2 separate regions of the Homo sapiens genome follow, and region 1 is linked to region 2. Evidence: chromatin contacts called from ENCODE Hi-C or POLR2A ChIA-PET data. All regions are on one chromosome and are shown on one strand. Each heading gives the region's core, a stretch centred on a gene start or an enhancer-like site at or near the end of the contact. The rest is flanking DNA. Distances are from core to core; before and after follow the strand shown. Region 1 has its middle 40 kb from the start of MORN3. Region 2 holds the start of MORN3 (MORN repeat containing 3).

Evidence for each region. A loop is a pair of places that touch in the nucleus more often than their neighbours do. ChIA-PET counts read pairs that join two places held with the same protein, here RNA polymerase II (POLR2A). Pooled maps may share reads with other maps.
Region 1: a loop to region 2 is called in a map of adrenal gland, with 2.9 times the contacts of the local background. The contact joins the enhancer-like site here to the promoter of MORN3 in region 2. A Hi-C loop is called at or near these places in 64 of 168 maps with a recorded cell type or tissue (A673, B cell, CD14-positive monocyte and 41 more), 37 of 37 single-sample maps with no recorded cell type and 44 of 50 pooled maps. POLR2A ChIA-PET finds 5 or more read pairs at or near these places in 44 of 52 experiments (A549, A673, AG04449 and 31 more).

Annotation. Positions count from the first base shown.
Region 1 is chr12:121,627,952-121,631,410 of GRCh38, reverse strand. It overlaps the pseudogene ORAI1. Among named protein-coding and RNA genes, the nearest start is that of MORN3, 40 kb to the left of the region's middle. RefSeq lists an enhancer at 2,922-2,981. Within about 2 kb of position 1,395, at least 2 of the 41 ENCODE cell types and tissues checked have a DNase peak (open chromatin) inside an H3K27ac peak, as active enhancers do; they include adrenal gland, where a contact is called at or near this core.
Region 2 is chr12:121,668,309-121,671,670 of GRCh38, reverse strand. It overlaps MORN3 (MORN repeat containing 3), which reads left to right and starts at 2,017. Exons shown (of 6, transcript NM_173855.5): 1 at 2,017-2,332. The coding sequence starts at 2,188. All of the region lies in intron 1 of LOC105370034 (a long non-coding RNA gene), which reads right to left.

The sequences.
Region 1 (3,459 bases), core at 146-2,645, 40 kb after region 2:
ACCACAGCCACAGGGCTCTGCAGCTTCCCAGCCAGGTGACCATGCGCAAGTCTTTCCTCTCAATGACCATCACCTATACTCACCTGGTTTATAGGAGGATCACACAAGATGCTACGTGGGGCACCATCTAGCCTATTGCAAGAGCCCAATCAACAACAGCAATAATAATTACTATCAGTGATCAGTACTAGGAATAGTAATAGCAATTTCTTGCTCATTTACATGGTCCCTGAACTCTGAACACGTCACAGAGGCTCAGTGTCTTATGACTTGAGTCGTTCCTTCCAACTCATTTTCATAGAAATTACAGGAAACTTCTGAACCAGCTCTAGAACTTGGGAACAAAAGGGTGCTGGCGGGCAGAGAACTGAGGAGGCAGATAATCCAAAAATAATTGATCCCAGGTCATGGAAAGCATTTTGTTTACGGCAGCAGACTGACCTTCCCAATTATCTTCAGCTCAGGCTAATGTTACAGCCTGCCTTCCCCAGCAGACAAGATCACCACATATGCTCGCCAGTCCTGCAGGGGACGGGGTCAGGCTGAGGCTGGCTGCCTCTCAATGAAGTATAAACTGAGGCACAGAGGACCTGAATCAAAGCCCACAAGAGTACTCTGGGCTTAAGGAGCTCTACGGGATGCTGATCCTATGCTATATCCAGGCCCCCTTGCTTTGTATCTCTCATTAGAGTTTGGAGGATGGTGCGCCTGAGGCCTGCTGTTCCTAGAACTGCCGTGTGGAGCAAGAATCTCATCTGCAGATCAGAGAGGGTCCGGGCAAGGTGTGCATCATCAGACCCTGAAAATTCCTGTGTTTCATGGGCCCAGTCTGGCCTCATAATGAACCTTCATATGAGTCCATGGGAGAGCAGGATACCTGCCATCTCCATACACATTAAAAAACTGGCTTCAGCCAGGCATGGTGGCTCACACCTGTAATCCCAGCACTTTGGGAGGCCGAGGCGGGTGGATCACCTGAGATCAGGAGTTTGAGACCACCCTGGCCAACATGGTGAAACCCCGTCTCTACTAAAAATACAAAAATTAGCCAGGTGAGGTGGTGTGTGCCTGTAATCCCAGCTATTCGGGAGGCTGAGGCAGGAGAATCGCTTGAACCTGGGAGGTGGAGGTTGCAGTGAGCTGAGATTGTGCTACTGCACTCCAGCCTGGGCAACAAAGAGGAAACTCCGTCTCAAAAAAAAAGAAAAGAAAAGAAAAGAAAACTGGCTTCAAAGAAGTAAAGCCTCTTGCCTGAGGTCACCCACCAGCCATCCCCAACACTTCCCGGCCACCTGGCCAGGCTGTTCTACCCATGAAGTGGGGAACCTCTCAATCCCCTCCAGGATTTGTGGGAGACCCTCCCTCAATCTCACCTGGTTGACCCCATCCCTTGGCAATCAAAGGTCAAGTCAGCTCCTCTGACTTTCCAGGTCTCTGGGAAGGAAGCCCTCTGGGGGCAGGAAGTTGGTTGTGCTGACTCATAAGCCAAGGGAGAGTAATCCAGGAAACTTGTCACTCTGTTACCATGGCGTTGGGGCTGCTGGCACCCTCTCCTCTCCCAAGCTCACTTACAGGCTGGGTGTCTAAGTGGGAGTGGGGCATGGTCAGACCCTGCACCCAATCCCATCCCTCCTATAGATTTCCAACTTCATGGCACATGCAGTTACCTTCTTGTAACTGCAGAATGGAGAGTATCATGGGGTTCGGTCCTTCCCTGCCTGCAGAACTTTGGGGATTCCATCAGTAGTGCCAGGAAGCCTTCTCCACCCAGGTGGGGGAAAATAAAAGTCCCCAAGAGACAGACTGGGTGGGCCAAGGCCCACTCCATGCCACTGGCTGCCCCAGTCTCCTGACTTCCCCACACTGTTTTTAGCAAGAGAAGGAGGTGACATTTGACCATGAGGCCTGTCTTCGAAAGGAAGAAGGGACTTGAGAAGGCAGGAAAGTGTCATTCATCTGGATCTCACCCCTCAGGAGTGAGAAGGAGCCTGGGGCAGCTATAAACTCATGACCACAAGAAAAGGGGGAACCATTATCTTAAATACCAAGCGCTGCAGGGAAAAGCTGACAACTGGTAGCTCCCTCCCCACCACCAATTATAAAACTTTCTTTGGCTTAAAAGAAACTCTTTTGCGGCCGGGCGCCGGTGGCTCACGCCTCTAATCCCAGCACTTTGGGAGGCCGAGGCGGGTGGATCATGAGGTCAGGAGATCGAGACGATCCTCGCTAACACGGTGAAACCCCGTCTCTACTAAAAAAATACAAAAAAAATTAGCCAGGCGTGGTTGTGGGCGCCTGTAGTCCCAGCTACTCCAGAGGCTGAGGCAGCAGAATGGCGTGAACCCAGGAGTCAGAGCTTGCAGTGAGCCAAGATCGCACCACTGCACTCCAGCCTGGGTGACAGAGCAAGACTCCGTCTCAAAAAAAAAAAAAAAAAAAAAGAAACTCTTTTGCCCTATTTCTCATTTCCTAGTGTCCTAACACATCCCTGGCTGGACATCAATCAGAGTTCCTATACACCGCAATGGGTACAAGTGCCTGAGCAAGTTCTGAACACCAGCAGAGCTGGGTTCAAATCCCGCTCCACCAGACTGGCTGTGCGGTCTTGGGAGAGCCCTTTGACAAAATCACCACAGAGGGTTGTTGAGTAAGCCCAGGAGTTAAGGCACCTAGCACTGAGTGAGTGTTCAGTAAATGCCAGCTGCTTTTAGAGATTCTTCAGGCAGCAGGCAGAACCTGGTCTCTTAGGATTTGAAATTAACAGAGCAGAAGTCCGTCCTGTCTAAACTAAAAATGAGAGTGCCGTCTGTTTATGCAAACACACTCCCTGATCTCCTTTCAGGGGCTCCCTCAATTTTATTCTCAAAGTCAGAGAAACTTTTGAGTAGCAGCCTTCTTTGATCAATTCAGGAATTGAGGCCCGGACAGGGAGAGTGAGTTGCTTGAGGTCACACAGGCAGCAAGTAACTGAGCAGGGAAGGCTGCTTCCCACTCCCCATCTCCCGGCCTTTCCACTGTGGCCCAGCGTGCTCTGGGCCTTAAAAAATTCAGGCTCTGCTGCAAGGCAAAGCAGGGAGAGTTTCAGACACACTCCCTTCCCAAGAAAACACGAAGGGTGCAGCCACTCCCTCCCTCAAGGCCAAGGGCTTAGCTCACTGGTGGCGGGGGCAGGAGTGCTCTGGTCTACAGAACTGAGGGGCGGGGAGCAGAGTCCATTCATGGCAGGCTGATATCACCGAGTGGTAATAATGTAGTTATTATGTAGTCCCCTGCAACGGAGAAACTTCAATATGCCAAGCCTGAGGGTATCCCCAGAGCCACTTCTCAGGCCCATCCGCAGCCTCACCCACCCCACACCTCAGAGGCTTTGCACTCCAGCTCTTTGGGATGGTGGGGAAAGGAAAGCATGCCTATGCCCTAGATCAAGAAAGAGCCCATTGGGCCGGGTGTGGTAGCTCA
Region 2 (3,362 bases), core at 768-3,267:
CGACCTCGTGATCTGCCCACCTCGGCCTCCCAAAGTGCTGGGATTACAGGCGTGTGCCACCGCTCCCGGCCTTGCTAATTCCTATTTTTAACAGAGACCTTGGAGCTCAGTCAACTCTAAGCCATAGCATCTAGCTAAGACTTAAATTGGTTCTTTCAGTGTTTTCATTTTTACATTTATTATTGCCTTAGGGTACCTGCTACTGGTTTTCTATTTATAATAATGATACGTAAAGTCTCCATTCTTCTAATTTTTTTTTTTTTTTGAGATGGAGTCTTGCTCTGTTGCCCAGGCTGGAGTGCAGTGGCGCGATCTCGGCTCATTGCAAGCTCCGCCTCCCGGGTCATGCCATTCTCCTGCCTCAGCCTCCCGAGTAGCTGGGACTACAGGCGCCCGCCACCACGCCCGGCTAATCTTTTGTATTTTTAGTAGAGACGGGGTTTCACCATGTTAGTCAGGATGGTCTCAATCTCCTGACCTCGTGATCCACCCGCCTCGGCCTCCCAAAGTGCTGGGATTACAGGCGTGAGCCACCGCGCCCAGTCTTTTTTTTTTTTTGAGACAGAGTCTCACTCTGTCTCGCCCAGGCTGGAGTGCAGTGGTGCAATCTCGGCTCACTGCAGCCTTCTCCTCCCTGGTTCAAGCGATTCTCCTGCCTCAGCCTCCCGAGTAGCTGGGATTACAGGCGCCCGCCACCACACCCAGCTAATTTTTGTATTTTTAGTACAGACAGGGTTTCGCCATGTTGGCCAGGCTGGTGTTGAACTCCTGACCTCGGGTGATCCATCCGCCTCGGCCTCCCAAAGTGCTGGGGATTACAGGCGTGAGCCACTGAGCCCGGCCTATTTTATTATTATTTTTTAAGACTGAGTCTTGCTCTGTCTCCCAACCTGTAGTGCAATGGTGCAATCTCGGCTCACTGCAACCTCCGCCTCCTGGATTCAAGCTGTTCTCATGCCTCAGCCTCCTGAGTAGCTGGGATTACAGGCGCGTACCACCAGGCCTGGCTAATTTTTGTATTTTTAGTAGAGACAAGGGTTCACCATGTTGACTAGGCTGGTCTCGAACTCCTGACCTCAGGTGATCCACCCGCCTCGGCCTCCCAAAGTGCTGGGATTACAGGCATGAGCCACTGCGCCTGGCCCTCCTTTTTTCAATATATGTATTGATTTTTTTAAAGTGAGTTAACTTATTTTTATTTTCTTCTTGAGAAAAGTTCTCACTCTGTCATCCAAGCTGGCGTGCAGCGGCATGATCTCGGCTTACTGCAACCTCTGCCAAGTGAGTTAATTTACATATAAAGATTAATAGTACATGTGATATTTGGAAATGGGAGAAGAAAAAATCCCAACGGCATAGAATTTAGGACCTGAGATTGTTTCCCCACTCCCAGCTTTTGCTCTGCCTATTTTCTTTGCCTGGAATTATTTTTCCCTACTCCTAGGTGTGATTGTCAAAATATGTAACCCATATTTTGGGTTCATATTTTGGATTCATATTTGGCTCAGTGGCTCATGCCTGTAATCCCAGCACTTGGAGAGGCTGAGGTGGATGGATCATTTGAGATCAGGAAATTGAGACCAACCTGCCCAGCATGGTGAAACCCCCGTCTCTACTAAAAATACAAAAATTAGCCAGGCGTGGTGGTGGGCGCCTGTAATACCAGCTACTTAGGAGGCTGAGGCACGAGAATCACTTGAACCCAGGAGGCAGAGGTTGTAGTAAGCCGAGATGGTGCCACTGCACTCCAGCCTGGGCAACAAAGCAAGATTCCATCTCTAAATAAATAAATAAATACATAAATAAATAAAAATATTTAGAAGACATAAAAAAAAAAATATATATATATATATATATGTATATATGACCGCCACCCCCTCCCTGGGGGCAGCTTCTCCCTGATGCCATCACAAACCCTCCTGCTCTACTGGTTTCCCTAGATTCCCAAGTAATTGTGCCATCAGACCCCCTGGGAGGGGGCCCCAGGAGAGGCAAGGGAGGGGCCAACCAAAGGTCAGTCCAGCACTAAAGGATCCCCACTAAGGGCTGTTCACCTGCCCCAGGGACTCAGAACACACATGACTCTCCCCACTTGAGCTCAGGATCCCGGCATTACACGGGGCGCGCTGAGCCCCAGATGTCCCTAACCCCTTTCCAGCACCCTCCAGCCTTGCAGAAGCAGCCACCATGCCAGTCTCTAAGTGCCCAAAAAAGTCGGAGTCCCTGTGGAAGGGGTGGGACCGGAAGGCCCAGAGGAACGGCCTGCGGAGCCAGGTATACGCTGTGAATGGCGACTACTATGTGGGCGAGTGGAAGGACAACGTGAAACACGGTGAGTGGGACTCCGGGACGGGCGGCCGGAGTGGGGTCAGAGCCACAGTGGGCAACAGGGCCAGGAAGGCAGAGTGCAGAGCTCACTGGGGACATGAGATGTGTCCCCAAGGCTCCCCCAGGGTGAGCGCTGGCCCAGGCCAGCTGGGGGCCTTCACATGCTGGGGCTTCTGAACAAACTCAGCCCTGACTTCAACTGAGTGAGGGTCTCAGGACCAGCAGTGGACAGAGGGTCTTGAGAAACTGGCCTGCCCCCGGGGCTCTGGGACCTAGGGGGCTCAGTTCCTGCCTTCTGAGACCTGGGTTAAGCACTGGGCTGGCTGGCAACAAGAAAAGCCACGCCCCTGAAGCCAGCTTGCAGTGGGGTTCTGGGCTTCGCATTCAGCTGTGATGCTCTGCAGAGGGCTGAGCGCCAGGCACAAGGGAGGACCCCCTACTCCATCCCACAAGGAGGAGCTGGGGCTCCAAGTCTGACCAGCAGGGGGCAAAGGGGTCCTGTTGATACAAACTAAATCCTGACTGGGGAAAAAAATAAAGAAAAAAGAGCTTTTATTTTAAAATGTGGCACTGCTGCTCACTCCAGTCTTGCAATTCCAGACTCTGTACTCTTTTTTTTTGAGGGGACAAGGTCTTGCTCTGTCTCAAAAAAACAGGCTGGAGTGCAGTGGTGCCTTCATAGCTCACTGCAGCCTCGAGATCCTGGGCTCAAGCAATCCTCCTGTCCAAGCCTCCTGAATTGCTGGGATTACAAGTGGGAGTCACTGTGCCTGGCTAGATTCTGTGCTCTTTTTATTTTTTTAGACGGAGTTTCACTCTTGTTGCCCACGCTGGAGTGCAATGGCACGATCTTGGCTCACCGCAACCTCTACCTCCCGAGTTCAGGCGATTCTCCTGCCTCAGCCTCCAGAGTAGCTGGGATTACAGGCATGTGCCACCACGCCTGGCTACTTTTGTATTTTTAGTAAGACGGGGTTTCTCCGTGTTGGTCAGGCTGGTCTTGAACTCCCGACCTCGAGTGATCCGCCCGCCTC